2 separate regions of the Mus musculus genome follow, and region 2 is linked to region 1. A link is a loop called in an ENCODE intact Hi-C map of the cell type or tissue named here. Cell type or tissue: gastrocnemius. All regions are shown on one strand.

What was found. Hi-C counts contacts between places; a loop is a spot of excess contacts. Peaks named below come from ENCODE experiments on the same cell type or tissue, not always from the same donor. Only the 100,000 strongest peaks of a DNase experiment are listed, where the experiment ranks them.
Region 2: a loop joins it to region 1, with 5 times the contacts of the local background. A loop is called at or near these places in 38 of 42 quality-filtered maps.

What each region holds. Positions count from the first base shown.
Region 1 is chr6:149,123,068-149,131,067 of GRCm38, forward strand. No RefSeq gene overlaps it. Among named protein-coding and RNA genes, the nearest start is that of Etfbkmt, 14 kb to the right of the region's middle. In gastrocnemius, a CTCF peak has its summit at 3,746 (motif pointing right); a DNase peak (open chromatin) is centred at 3,798.
Region 2 is chr6:149,371,006-149,379,005 of GRCm38, forward strand. No RefSeq gene overlaps it. Among named protein-coding and RNA genes, the nearest start is that of Gm38930, 22 kb to the left of the region's middle. In gastrocnemius, a CTCF peak has its summit at 4,362 (motif pointing left); a DNase peak (open chromatin) is centred at 4,354; H3K4me3 peaks cover 497 bases; H3K27ac peaks cover 781 bases.

The DNA of each region.
Region 1 (8,000 bases):
ACATGTAGAGAACAGAGGAACAATTTTGAGCAGTTGATTTTCTCCTCCTACCAGAGGTTCTGGAGAAAGAATTCAGGCCATTAGGTTTGTGCAACAAGCTCTTTTGCCTGTTGAACCATCTCTCTGGCTTTTACTGTTTTGTTTTGTGCTGAGTCACACCGGGTTGCACTGACTGGCCTTCCTTACTCGTTAGCCCAGGCTACCCTTGAACTTGTCTTCTCCTGCTTCAGAAGCTGACTAGGCAAAATAAAGGCAACACCAGGGTTGGTTTACATGTTGCTTTTACTTGTAAATTTGTTTCTTGTTTTCACAAGTTCTATTTGTTCACTTAATTTCCAGTGCTGGGCTTGAAATCAGGACCTGGAGCTTGCTAAATAGGTTCACCACTACTGAGGCACAAACCTAACCCTTCTCATTTTGTTAGTTAAAATAAAGGAAAATGAAGTGTTAACTTACTTGGAGAAACAGCATTACATAAAGTCTTCAAAGAGTACTGTTGACACTAGCAAAAATGTCTGCATTCAAGCCCATCACTTGCTAGGTTCCAAGGTTTATCATCATGCAGATGTGATAGAGGCAAAGGCTAGATGTAGAGAGTCCAGAACTGCCTAGGATATTTCATAGTTTCCTTTGGAGACTACATCTGCTTATTTTTTTCAGTGTTAGGAACATATCCCAGGGCCTTATGCATGGTAGATTCAGTTCATGTATGCTCTCATCTAACTCATTCATTCATACATGCATACATACATTCACACATGTATGAGTACTTACGTGGTGGAGTAAGACTCTGTCTCTCTCTGTGGCCCCAGCAGGCCTTGGAATTCACTCTGTAACCTAGGCTGGACTTGAACTCAAGGTAGTTCTCGTACTTCAGTCATCCTAATAGCTGGAATTATGCTGTGCCACCATGTCCCACTAATCCTTATGCCACAAATCTTCATTAATTCCAATCTAGATGGTTGTTTCTTTTACATGTGTATACATTAAATTTTTTATTTTGCTGTTGTATTAATCACTTTTCTGGGTAATGCACCATGACCAAAACAACTTATAGAAGAGTTTATTTTTGGCTTATGGTTCTCAAAGGTTAGAATCCACGGCAACAGAGTGAAGATGTGGTGGGGTGGCAGGAGCAGGAAGCTGAGGGCTCACATCTGGAACTGCAAGCACCTAGCAGAGAGAGCCAAATAGGAATGAAGCCCTCGCTCAGTGGCACACTTCCTCCAGCAAGGCTACACTTCATCAATCTAATCAAAAAGCACCGCCAACTAAAAACCAACTCTTCAAACATCTGAGCCTAAGGGAGCATTCAGACTGCTACAGCTACCTACAGCTACGCTGGGGATTGGGTATAGCTAAGACGTGCTATACCATTGACTTACATTCCCCAGCCCTATACATCCTTTTAAATAAAATGTGTCCTCATTTTGTCTCCTTCTCCTTCTCCTTCTTCTCCTTCTTCTTTTCTCTCTCTCTCTCTCTCTCTCTCTCTCTCTCTCTCTCTCTCTCTCTCCCTGGCCCGTCCAGCAGGTCCAGTTATTCGAGGATCTCGAGGGGACCTCCTCCTAATAACCAAATGCGGGGTAGAGAGAGACGAGGGTCTTGTACGAATAATGACACGGAAACCGTTCTGAAGTTGTATCAAGACCCCCAAATGTATTTGCCAGGCCTGAGGTTTAAATGTACAAGCAAAAGGGGAAGTGCCTTTCAGCAGGAAGGATGGGGCAGTAGAATTGCACAAGGAAACGGGGAAGTACAGATACTTATCAGCGGGAGGGATGGGGCAATACAAGCAAAAGGTGAAGTATTTATCAGTGGGAGGGGGGGCAATAGAATTGCACATTCTTAGGCAGTTACACGGGGAAGCAGGAACTTGGCGGTATCAGGGTATCTTGTGGTCAGGACATCCGGTGCTGACTTAGGGCTGGAACATCCCATGGTTCTCAGAATCCATGTGTTGGTGGCCCGCTTTTGACCCCCTTTTCTTCTCAGGGGGAGAGGCCCAATTCAGAGATCAAGAGTTGTCTTAATAGCTCCCAACATCTCCCCTCTCTCAAGATTTATGTATGAGTGCTCTATCTGCATGTACACCTGCATGCCAGAAGAAGACATCAGACTGCATTATAGATGTCTGTGAGCCACTATGTGATTGCTGGGAATTGAACTCAGGACGTCTGGAAGAGCTGCCAGTGCTTTTAACCCCTGAGCCATCTCTCCACCACAGCCTCTTTTTAAAAGTAATTCTTTAATTTTTATTTATATGCTTTGGTGCTTTGTGTGAGGGTGTCAGATCTTGACGTTACAGACAGTTGTGAGCTGTCGTGTGGGTGCTAGGAATTGAACCTGTTCCTCTCAGAAGAAGCAGTCTTAACTACTGAGCCATCTCTTCAGCCTCCTTCTGTTTCTCTTATATTTCATGCAGAGATGCAAAACCATTTCTTCTTTCCTTCTTTTCTCTTCTCTTTCTTTTAAAGATTTATTTGTTTTATGTGAGTGCACTGTCACTGTCTTCAGACACACCAGAAGAGGGCATCAGATTCCATTCTAGATGATTGTGAGCCACCATGTTGCTGGGAATTGAACTCGGGACCTCTAGAAGGCCAGTCAGTGCTCCTAACCGCTGGGCCTGCAAAACCATTTCTAATAATGTCGGGAGGACGAAAAAGTCACACAAGATGTTGAATGAAATAGGATTTTATAAAACCCAATGAAGTCGGGCATGGTGGCGCACGCCTTTAATGCCAGCACTTGGGAGGCAGAGGCAGGTGGATTTCTGAGTTTGAGGCTAGCTAATGGCCTCTAATAATTAAATCTACAGAGCATGGACCGTTGTGACAGTGAAAGGAAAGCTTTCTTGTCAACAAGCTCAAGCTACTGTGTCACAGTAATGTCTGTGGGCAAATGGATAGTTAACTCAACCATGTTCACTAAAAATAAAGGTCAGAGCCTATAATCTGTCACGGTTAAGAGTGAAGATGCCCAGGCTGGAGAGATGGCTCAGTGGTTAAGAGCACTGACCACTCTGCTGAAGGTCCTGAGTTCAAATCCCAGCAACCGCATGGTGGCTCACAAACATCTGTAACCGTCTGATGCCCTTTTCTGGTGTGTATGAAGACAGCTACAGTGTATTTACATGTAATAATAAATAAATCTTTAAAAAAAAAAAAGTGAAGATGCCCATACCCGGAATCACCTGAAAATGTGCGCACTGTCCTTTGTATCCAATTTCTACTTTGATCTGTGTAGGAACTCATTCAGAAGCACTCAGCCATCTCTCTAGCCCTTCCCTTCTCTCTCTCTCTCTCTCTCTCTCTCTCTCTCTCTCTCTCTCTCTCTCTCTCTCTCTCTCTCCTTCATTTTTTGTTTGCTTGAGACAGGGTTTCTCTGTGTATCCCGGGCCATCCTGGAACTCGCTATGTAAACCAGCTGGTCTTTAACTGAGATCTGCCTGCCTCTGCTTCCCCAGTGCTGGGATTAGTGGTGTGTACCTCCACTGCCTGGCTTTCCCTCCTTTCTGAAAAGAGTTTATTTGCTGTGAATGGTATAAACAGATTTAATCCCAGCACTCAAAAGGCAGGTGAATCAATTTGAGTTCCAGAATAGCCTGATCTACAAAGCCAGTTCCAGGACATCCAGGGCTACTAAGAGAAACCCTGCCTTGAACAACAGAATATTTTATTTATATTGAGTATGAGTGTTTTGCCTGCATATATGCCTGTACCACATGTGTGCATTGCTTACAGAAGCCAGAAGAGGGCAGCAGATATCGTGGAATTGGAGTTACAAATGGTAGCAGCCATGTGGGTTCTGGGGATTGAACCAACCTCTGGAAGAGCAGCCCAGGCTTTTAAGCATTGAGTCATCTCCTCAGCCAAGTGGATCCTGGGAATGTATAGCGGTTGCCATGGCTGCAGATGGTCTCTGTCGCTTATGTGTGATGTCACTGGGTTCAGATCCGATCCTGATACCAACAGAGACCATATTAGGGAGGGAGCAGGAGAGCAGGAATCCACTTTTTTTTAAATTCGAGACAGGGTTTCTCTGTGTAGTCCTGGCTGTCCTGGAACTCGCTCTGTAGACCAGGCTGGCCTCGAATTCAGAAATCTGCCTGCCTCTGCCTCCCACGTGCTGGGATTAAAGGCGTGTGCCACCACGCCCAGCTCAGGAATCCACTTTTAAAATGATGTATTATCAAAAAACGTTTATGACTGTTAACAGGTATCTGCTGAGACTCAGCTACGGGTAGATACTGTGGGAGGAGCAAAATGTGTAAGATTTAAAGCTTCAAGAGTGTTACATGAATCTCTGTACTTTCAAAGTATGCATACGAGTTGTAAGAAAAGTCTGTGTTAGCCAGGCAGTGGCAGTGAAAGAAAGAAAGAAAGAAAGAAAGAAAGAAAGAAAGAGAGAGAGAGAGAGAGAGAGAGAGAGAGAGAGAGAAAGAAAGAAAGAAAGAAAGAAAGAAAAAGAAAAAAAGAAAGAGAAAGAAGAGAGAGAGAGAGAAAGAAAGAAAGAAAGAAAGAAAGAAAGAAAGAAAGAAAGAAAGAAAGAAAGAAAGAAAGAAAGTCTGTGTTTCAAAAGGAAAGCTGTCACTGATAAGTGGATATTAGCCCAAAAGCTCCAAATAACCAAGGTACAATTGACAGACCACATGAAGCTCAAGAAGAAGGAAGACCAAAGTATGGGTGCTACGGTTCTTCTTAGAAGGAAAACAAAATACAGGAGCAAATATGTAGAGCAGAGACTGAAGGAAAGGCCTTTCAGAGACTGTCCCACCTGGGGATTCATCCCATATACAGTTACTAAACCGAGATACTATTGTGGATGCCAAAAAGTGCAGCCTGAAAGGATCCTGATACGGCTGTCTCCTGAGAGGCCCTGCCAGAGCTTTACAAATACAGAGTCGGATGCTTGCAGCCAACCATTGGACTGAGTGCGGGGGTCCCCAATAGAGGAATTAGAGAAAGGACTGAAGGAGTTGAAGGGGATTGCAAACCACACAGGAAGAACATCAACCAACCAGTCCCCCAAGAGATCCCAGGGTCTAAACCATCAACAAAGGAGTACACATGGCTCCAGCTACATCCATTGCAGAGGATGGCCTTGTCATGCATCAACAGGGGAAGAGGTCCTTGGTCCTACGAAGTCTCGATAGATGTCCCAGTGTAGGGGAACTGAGGGCAGGGAGGTTTCGAGGAATACTCTCATAGAAGCAAGGAAAGGAAGGGTGGGATAGGGGCTTTCAGGGGGTGGGGGTGGGAGACCGGGAAAGGAGATAACATTTGAAATGTAAATAAGGAAAATATCCAAAAATATCCAATTAAAAAAAAAGAAAAAGAAAGAAAAGGAAAGCTGTTGAAAAGCAGAGCACAGTGGCCCAGCTGTCTGAGTCCTTAAGACCTCCATGAAGTTTTACTTACTTGGCTTCAGTGGGCCATAACCTGATCTATAAATGAGATGAGATCCCTACTCTGTAGGGCTTTGGTGAGGAGAGCATGGAACATTCAATACCCTCTACTAATAATCATTATTTATTTGTTTTGTTTTTGTTTTTCGGTTTTTTGAGACAGGGTTTCTCTGTATAGTCCTGGCTGTCCTGGAACTCACTTTGTAGACCAGGCTGGCCTTGAACTCAGAAATCCGCCTGCCTCTGCCTCCTGAGTGCTGGGATTAAAGGCATGCGTCACCATGCCCGGGTATAATCATTATTTAAATTACACATAAATATTATGTCTCTTCATTAGTCAATATGCTAGAATATATCCTGCACATATCAAGAAATTCCATGCCATATCAAGATTTGGAGGGCATCTTTGTGTGTGTGTTTTATTGTTATCCCTGTAGCCTTGGCTGTCCTGGATCTTGCAGCAGTTCTGCTCAGATCACAGACCTGCACTACCAAGCCTGGCCTGGAGAAGTTTTTACACAGAAACATTATTATAGATGATACTTGGTTTAAAGGCAGCAGGAGAAAAGGACTCAAAATCATGCCTTCACCTAAGACTTGACTATTTGCAATTTAAAAACAAATTTGAGGGACTGGAGGATGGCTCAGTTATTAAGAGCACTGGCTATTTGTTATTGTATATAGTTTACTGATGTTAGAGATAAAGCCATTTCTTGGACTAAAAGAAGATGTTAGGGTAACCTACCCCCACACTTATTGAATAGGTTGGCTATGAAGGCATGTCTCTGTATTCTCAATTGTTAATTGCTGTATTGGAAGAGCCAGGTGCTGTCTGGGTGTGTGGTATTGCCATTTCTTTAGCCCAGAAGACCTGCTTTTAAATGTAAATACCCCCCCCCCCAAAGGTGTAAATAGATGGATCAATAATTCTCTGAGATTATCATGTTAAAAAGCAACTGGCCCTTGAGGAAGTGACTTAATCCTCATATCTGGCCAAAAGGCACTACTAAGAGATTGATGGGGGTAGGGGTGGGGGTGGGGATAACCATGCTACTGTTTGGTTCAAAGTGGGTTAACTGTGAAACCTATCTCACAATGCTAATAAGCCTTTTTGTATCAGGAAGGAGGAGTGGTTTTTGATGAATAAAGAGCTGGAGGCTGTAGCTGGGGAAGGGACAGAGCTGGGAGAGCCAACTTTGTGGAGTTAAGGTGGCAGGGGAGTTGCGTTGAGTCTAGATGACTAACATGCTTATACTATATAGATACATCCTCAGCTAAAGGTCAACTTGTTTTTTTTTTGTTGTTTTGTTTTTACATTCTTCCTCTATAATCACATAAACTGTTTCCATTGTTTCATGGTATGTTAGGGGAACCATCTGATCATAACCCCACAACATGTACTTTTCTCATGCAAAATTCCATTTGTATAGTGACTTGCTTGCTTGTTATAAAACGGTGCTCCTGCTCTCAGTCTGTGTGGCTTTCTTCTACTCTCAAGGAGATTGTAAGTTTGGTCTGGCCATAAAAATACATGTTTTACATTGCAACATCTCAATGTCAACTAGTTTTTAGTACTATAACACTGGGAATTTCTTTTTTAGAAAAAAATTTTTAAATTAAAAAATGTTATTGTGTATGTTAAGAAAACAAGCCGGGCGTGGTGGCGCACGCCTTTAATCCCAGCACTCGGGAGGCAGAGGAAGGCGGATTTCTGAGTTCGAGGCTAGCCTGGTCTACAGAGTGAGCTCCAGGACAGCCAGGGCTACACAGAGAAACCCTGTCTCAAAAAACCAAAGAAAAAAGAAAACAATACTATGGACCCAGTTCTTCCTAGTTTTGCATGGGTTCTGGGGACTAACCAAAGTTAGGTTGCCAAGTTTCCCAACAAGCAGTTACCAATGAGCCATCACTCTGGTCCCACACTAGAAATTTCTAACCTTTCTGGTTTCAGTGATTGAATAAAAATGAGAGTGGTGTAGCCTGGCCATGCCAAGATGTACCCTTGAGAAATGACACCAAACAATAAATCTAGTATAAGAGGCTTATTGGGGGAAGAGAGATGAGGAAGGGATAGAGGCAGGCACACAAGCAGAGAAAGAGAGAGAGGGAGAGAGAGAGAGGGAGGGAGGGAGGGAGGGAGGGAGGGAGGGAGGGAGAGAGAGGGAGAGAGAGAGAGAGAGAGAGAGAGAGAGAGAGAGAGAGAGAGAGAGAGAGAGAGGCTGGAACCACCTTTTATCTGCAGAACATGTCTGGGGCAGCAGGCAGCAGCAGATGATGACTGATGCTAGGTCCCTGAGAGCAGGCAGCTAGATCACCTGTATACACTCAGAAAGAGTAAATGAATCTGCAGGTTTAGGAAGACCGTAAGTTTGATCATTCTCCAGTGAAATAAATCAATTATATTGTGAAAATAAGTGGAAGGCTCCTGAGAAGACTAGGTTGACTTCATAACAGGCTTCAGACTGGCAGTTCAGGAGACTAGGTCTAAATCTTTAAGAACGGGGTAAGTCCAGGCCTCAGAAGCTGCCCTGACACCTGGCGGGAGGCAAGGACAATGGATCAGTGTAGCTTTCCAGTGGCCATGGAGAAC
Region 2 (8,000 bases), 250 kb after region 1:
TCCACCTACCCACTCCCACTTCCTGGCCCTGGCATTCCCCTACACTGGGGCATAGAGCTTTCACAGGACCAAGGGCCTCTCCCCCCATTGATGATTGACAAGGCCATCCTCTGCTACATATGCAGCTAGAGCCATGAGTCCCACCATGTGTATGCTTTGGTTGGTGGTTTAGTCCCTGGGAGTTCTGGGGGTACTGGTTAGTTCGTATTTTTGTTCCTCCTAGGGGGCTACAAACCCCTTTGGCTCCTTGGGTCCTTTCTCTAACTCCTACATTGGGGACCTTGTGCTCAGTCCAATGATCGGCTGCGAGCATCCACCTCTGCATTTGTCAGGCACTGGTAGAGTCTCTCAGGAGACAGCTATAACAGGTTTCTGTCAGCAAGCACATGTTGGCATCCACAATAGTGTCTGGGTTTGGTGACTGTATATGGGATGGATACCCGGGTGGGGTAGTCTATGGATGGTCATTCCTTCAGTCTCTGTTCCACACTTTTTCTCTGTAACTCCTTCCATGGGTATTTTGTTCCCTCTTATAAGAAGGAATGAAGTATCCATACTTTGGTCTTCCTTCTTCTTGAGTTTCATGTGTTTTGTGAATTAGGTATTCCAAGCTTCTGGGCTAATATCCACTTATCAGTAAGTTCATACCATGTGTGTTCTTTTGTGATTGGGTTACCTCACCCAGGATGATATTTTCTAGTTCCATCCATTTGCCTAAGAATATCATGAATTCATTGTTTTTAATAGCTGAGTAGTACTCCATTGTGTAAATGTACCACATTTTCTGTATCCATTCCTCTGTTGAGGGACATCTGGGTTCTTTCCAGCTTCTTGCTATTATAAATGAGGCTGCTATGAACATAGTGGAGCATGTGTCCTTGTTATATATTGGCGCATCTTCTGGGTATATGCCCAGGAGTGGTATTGCTGAGTCCTCAGGTAGTACTATGTTTAATTTTTCTGAGGAACTGTCAAACTGATTTCCAGAGTGGTTGTACCAGCTTGCAATCCCACCAGGAATGGAGGAGTGTTCCTCTTTCTCCACATCCTCGCCAGCATTTGCTGTCACCTGAGTTTTTTAACTTAGCCATTATGTCTGGTGTGAGGTAGAATCTCAGGGTTGTTTTGATTTGCATTTTGCTGATGACTAAGGATGTTGAACATTTCTTTAGGTGCTTCTCAGCCATTCAGTATTCCTCAGTTAAGAATTCTTTGTTTAGCTCTGTACCCCATTTTTAATAGGGTTATTTGGTTCTCTGGAGTCTAACTTCTAGAGTTCTTTGTATATATTGCATATTAAGCCTCTATCAGATGTAGGATTGGTAAAGATCTTTTCCCAATCTGTTGGTTGCCGCTTTGTCCTATTGACAGTGTCCTTTGCCTTACAGAAGCTTTGCAATTTTATGAGGTCTCATTTGTCAATTCTTGATCTTAGAGCTTAAGCTATTGGTGTTCTGTCCAGGAAATTTTCCCCTATGCCCATGTGTTCAAGGCTCTTCCCCACTTTCTCTTCTATTAGTTTCAGTGTATCTGGTTTTATGTGGAGGTCCTTGATCCACTTGAACTTGAGCTTTGTACAGGGAGATAAGAATGGATCGATTTGCATTCTTCTACATGCTAACTGCCAGTTGAGCCAGCACCATTTATTGAAAATGCTTTTTTCCACTGAATGGTTTTAGCTCCTTTGTCAAAAATCAAGTGTCCATAGGTGTGTGGGTTCATTTCTGGATCTTCAATTCTATTCCATTGATCTACCTGTCACCGTACCAATACCATGCAGTTTTTTTGTTTGTTTGTTTTTGTTTGGTTTCTTGCTTTTTGTTGTTGTTGTTGTTTTTAAGACAGGGTTTCTCTGTGCAGCTCTGGCTGTCCTGGAACTCAGGCTGTAGACCAGGCTGGCCTCGAACTCAGAAATCCGCCTGCCTCTGCCTCCCAAGTGCTGGGATTAAAGGCGTGCGCCACCATGCCCAGTGCATGCCTCAATCTTGAAGCTATTGTGGATAGTTATGTAGCTCATATCCCTGGTCCTCTGCAATTAGATCTTGATCTTTGTCTTAGGACCATCAACTGTACCATCACCTATGACAGCTTTAATAAAAGCAACCAAGTGATTTAGAATGTAAGGGCCAAAGGTCAGAATAAGGAACAAAATGATCAGAAGTCCTAACAATGCAGAAATCAAAGTAGTAAACCAGGGGGAGCTGTTAAACTAAGACTCAAACCAGCTCTGTCTCTCTTCTCTCTTCTGGCTGGCTAACCCTTCTCTCACCTTGGCCATTGAATCTTTATCCCTGGAATGGTCTCCAGTATGTGCTTCCAGATGTTTCACACCCTCAGGTAGTGAAGAAATTGTTGGCCCCCTAACACTGATGGGCCTGATACTGGCTTCTCCCATCTTGGGGATACACATATATGGGGGTTTCTCACAGGACACTTCAATTTTGGGTGTCTGCACCCTAAGCCCCACCCTCCGTGGCCACTTCTGAGGCGCAGTTTAGATTTACAAGTCCCTCGTCCCCCACATTCAGGCAATCCTTCTCCCTGTGCCTCCAGGGCAGCAACACCCCTGAAGTCAAGGCCTACCACTAAATCAGGGATCAAAGTCAGGGTCCAGCCACCAGATACAATGTGGGTAGTGGACCAAGCCACATCACCAGTGGCTGGGAGCACCTGCCAAGTCACCCTGGTAGGGTTGTTGGGGCTGCTGAGACTCAGTGCCAGAAGACACACCATAGCCGTCTCATAGTTTCTCTGGCCTTGCAGAAGGGTGTTGCTTGGGTGTCTGCTGCTATCTAGTTGGTGTCAGGCGCAGGTGCTGATCTGATTGAACCCAGGCAGTTACTCCATCCACTTTAACGGAGGTGGGGTGGTCAGCAACACCAGGGATTGTTTGCTTCTGAGTGTTCAGCACAGTCTCTTAACATACACCCAATCTCCACCTTGGAACTCTTGTGGAACCTCTGGGGTACCTGCATCATACAGGGCACTAAGTTTAGGCCACAGTTCCAGATGGCTGATCTGGGAAGCTTGCAATCAAACCATAAGATCCTTGTCAGCCTGAAAAGTCACTCTGGTGGGGATCAAGAGCCAGGGTCAAGGGAGTGGGTGTCCCATGCAGGATCTCAACAGGGGTCAGGTTAAAATGGTAGGGGGTGTTCAGGGCCAAGGGGAGGGGCACCAACCAGTCAAAGCCAGTCTCCAAGGTCAACTTAGCCAAGGTCTCTTGTAGGGGTTCTGTTTATTTTCTCTATCTGCTTTGAGCTCTGGGGACAGTACACACAATGGGGATTCCTATTAGTCCCCAATATCTCTGCCAATCCCTGACTTACCTTAAGAGACAAAAGCAGAACCATCGATTGTCCAATCTAATTACCTTGGGCACTCTGAACCTCTGGAAAATTTTCTTCTAATATCTTCTTAGCTACCACGGTAGCTGTTTCCTGCTTGGTGGGGAATGTTTCAACCCATCCAGGGAAAACTACACCTGATGGGTGTTCCCAGACTGGTATAGGTTTCTTTACAATGAGGGTCATCAGATCATACAATTGATGCATGATACATCTTTGTAATCTAGTCTTAAGACATGGCAGTTATGTAAATCTCAAGAAATGTAATTTCTTGGGTCTATTTTTATGACTAGTTACACATTACAATAAATAAGCTAAGCTACATGAGACTCCTTGCTAATTGCCAAACTACCAGTACAGAATGACCACAAATTCTTCACAAGAAATTTCCATAAAGCTTAGTTTCAATAGTCCCCAACAACTTATTATGTGTGTTAAGATGAACTAGAGGAGAAAATCCTGAAGGTTTTAAACAGTGATAAGCAAGCAAAAATATTAATTACTCTAATAGATTTGTATAGACTGTAAACCTACAGATTTTTAAAACCTTAGCTGTGTCATGTAATGTTTTCTTGGAAGTTGTCTTGTGAGAAGGTCATATGATGTTTTTCTGGAAGCTGTCTTGAGAAAGGTCATGTGATATTTTGCTGAAAACAGATACTTGAGAGGGTGGTGGGTGGTGGTGATATTCAGAAAGAATATAAGTAGAACCCTGAAGATAGTGAAAGGAAAAGCATCATGTACCCTCCCCCAAGACAGCGTCCAGAAAAACATCATGTGACACCACTGAGTTTTTTTTTTTTTTTAATGAAACCAGAAACTTTCACTTCAATTCTGTGCTTTGTAAATGTGTATAATTGTTTAAATTTTTCAGATAACAAAGATTGGGCCTGACAGGATCTTTTTACTTCTGCTTTCCATCGGCTCAGTATGTGGTTAGGAGTAGGGATCTACATGTCACTTCTTGCCTAGTGTTATGGTTGAAGTGACCTCTCAGTTGTGGGACACTGCTGCCATCAGGTGGTGATAGTCACTTAATGACTTCTGATGTGAAGAAACAAATCCTTTATCAGATTCCAGAGACTACCAGTCAGAGGTGTGCACAAAAAACATGAAGGCTCAGCATGGTGGCACACACCTTTAACCCCAGTGCTTAAGAGTTCAGAGGCAAGTAGATTTCTGAGTTCAAGGCCAGCCTGGTCTACATAGTGAGTTCCAGGACAGCCAGGACTACATAGTGAGACTCTGCCACAAACAAACAAAAAGAAAGAAAAAAATATGGAGAAGCAAAATACAATACCAGAATTTCTACTTCCTTTCATTTTTATAAAAAAAAGGTCAAGTAATTGTACTAATATTGAATATATCAGTTGTGTTCAGAATTCTTCATCCTGAATGAATTCTAAGTTTCCGCTCAGTATCACCTTCTCAGGGAAACGTTGAAGCCTCATGCTGTTATCAAGCTTAGAGGCCACAGCCTGTACCCCAAACCAGGTTCAGTTATCGGTCCTCAGTGGGCCAATTAAATGAGTCAAATTAATAGCGGAAGTCAGTAAGAGAAGATTTATTAAATATGGCCATATTGGAAAGATAGACGAGACTCTGTAATTCTATGTCTTAGGGTAACTATTGGTGTGCTAAAAACACAATGATCAAAGCAACTTGGAGAGGAAAGGGTTTATTTGACTTACGCTTCTATATAACTGTTCATCATTGAAGGAAGTCAGGACAAGAACTCAATCAGGGCAGGAACTTGGAGGCAGGAGCTGATGCAGCAGCCATGGAGTCATGCTGCTTACTGGTTTGCTTTCCCTAGCTTGCTCAGCCTGCTTTTTTTGGTTTGTTTGTTATAGAACTGGACCCTCCAACATTGTCTTAGTTAGGGTTTTACTGCTGTGAACAGACACCATGACCATGGCAAGTCTTATAAAAAGCAACATTTAATTGGAGCTGCTTACAGGTTCAGAGGTTCAGTCCATTATTATCATGGAGCATGGCAGCATCCAGGCAGGCATGGCACAGGCAGAGCTGAGAGTTCTATGTCTTCATCCAAAGGCTGCTAGTGGAAGACTGACTTCCAGGCAACTAGGGTGAAGATCTCATACCCACACCGAGAATGACACACCCATTCCAACCAGGTCACACCCATTCCAACAAGGCCACACCTCCAGATGGTGCCACTCCCTGGTCCAAGGATATACAAACCATCACAAACATCAATCACTAGTTAGGAAAATGTTCTACACACTTGCCAGAAACTTGAGCTTATGGAAGCATTTCCTCAGTTGAGGCTCCTTCCTCTCCCATGACTCTGCATTGTGTCAGGTTGACTTAAAACTAACCAGCACACCCCCTAAATCTTTGGGGTCCTGAAATGAGATTAAAGTTAAAATAATGAACCAGGGATATACAAATCAAGGTATGGTTCTGTCTACTTCAAATATAATAATGTGGCCTCATCTCATGCCTACAAATAATTCTCCCCAGAAATAGCATTGCTCTCCACACGTAGGGGACAGTTTTATATTTCTGGAATCCTATTCTGGTTAAGGTGGAGGGAATGGGCAGATTTGCATGAACAACTTTGTCATTTGGTAGGTAGGATTTGGGGATACTAAAAAATAATAGAGCAGTTTCACAGTACAAAACTGTTCCCCAGTCTAAGTAGTTATTCTAGTGCCCTTTTCATATTTGTGAAAATTAAAGATCTGGCTTTAATCATAACTTTTTGCTGAGTGTTAATAAAATATTTTCATAGTTTTACTAAATGTTGAATTCTGGAAATCTAACCATTGTGAATACATAGGAAAAAATAACTCATGGTTCAGGATTGTGCTTAGTTCACATTAATCTGGAAAGTCATTATTCTGGGCAAGGGTAGTAGTGATTATTTATAATATACACCAATGTTATTAGCCCTCAAGAGGGTGAGACTGGAGATAAGAGATTTTGAGGACAGCCTGGGTTTCAAAAATGCCCAAACTAGAAACAGCAGCAGCAGCAACAACAAAATAATTTCCCTGAAGGAAACTCTGTCATGGCAGGGAGAGCATGAAGCAGCAGCTGGTCAGACACATGTGCAGTCAGAGAGAGAGAGAGAGAGAGAGAGAGAGAGAGAGAGAGAGAGAGAGAGAGAGAGAGAAACACTGGTGCTTAGTTTTCTCTTTGTTTCTTTTCATTCATTTCAAGAATCCACTGGATGTTGTTGCCTACAGGGTTGATATTCTCTCCTCTTTTAAACTTCTCTGGAAATACCCTCACAGTCACACCCCATGATGCTTTCCTCAAGGTGATTTCAAGTATATTTAAGTTGACAATGAAGATTAATCACAGTGTGTTTGTCTCTCTCAATCTAAATAAAATGAAAATAAAGAATTTTGATAAGACATTTTATAATACTGACTTAAACAGCTTCTCACTGCCTGAGGCATATACATTCCAAAAATAGGACATTGTTTTTAATTTTCCATAAATAGAAGACCCCCTGAGTAATTTTCTTAAAACCAAAGAAACCCAAGGTCAGTTCAAATTATTCCTTCTAACAACTATTCGTGTATCCCTTTTATTCCCATGCCTTCAGTCTTCAAATATCTAGGATAGTATTCTCAAAATCAATGAAAATAACCTTTACAAGAACAACTCTTGGGCTGGCGAGATGGCTCAGCGGGTAAGAGCGCCCGATTGCTCTTCCGAAGGTCCAGAGTTCAGGTCCCAGCGACCACATGGTGGCTCACAACCATCCGTAACAAGATCTGACTCCCTCTTCTGGTGTGTCTGAAGACAGCTACAGTGTACTTACATATAATAACAAATAAATCTTAAAAAAAAAAAAAAAAAAAAAAAAAAAAAAAAAAAAAAAAAAGAACAACTCTTAGGTCTGGAGAGTTATTTCAACAGTAAGAACACTGGGTATTCTTCTTGAAGAAGTTCAGTTCCCAGTATCATGTTGGGTAGCTCAAAACTGCCTATAACGCTAGCTTTAGGGAGATCTAACATCCTTTTATGGCACCCTAATGCAGGGTACCAGGTGTGCAAGTAATTCACAGACATACATGCAGGCCAACACCCATACACATAAAATAAAATTTAATTAAAAAGAAAGAAAGAAAGAGAGAGAGAGCGCGCGCAATTATTATTGCCACATCTTTGGTTTCCTCAGTAAATGCATGGCCTTGCATAAACCAGGCTCTTGATAATCTAAGTGGCAATTTCATGACTGCTCAGTGACCAAGCCAGCACAGTCAGTCAACAGGGTCTCAAGGGAGAGAATAAGAATTGAAAATAAAAAGACAATTAGACAACATTATAACATGAGTCCAGTCAGTGCTGAGGCTGAAGCAGGTTTATTTTTCTCCTGTCCACTTTTATACCATTCTAAGTACATGCAAAGGATAAAGGAACAAACAAGGCAATAAACAAAGCCCCTTAGTACTCAGGAACTTATCAAGATGATAAGATCTTGATCCTACTTCTTTGTCCTAACCAAATGTCAAATTCCTGCCTGAGCCTATTTCCATATCCTGGCCCAATGTCAAATTCCTGCCAAATTTCTAGAAGCAGGCCCAAGAGCTCTCCACAGCTCAGACTAATTAAGATTCATTTCCTAGTCTGTGATTCCCCAAAGGATTTACTTATTTGAATAAAATCTGATTA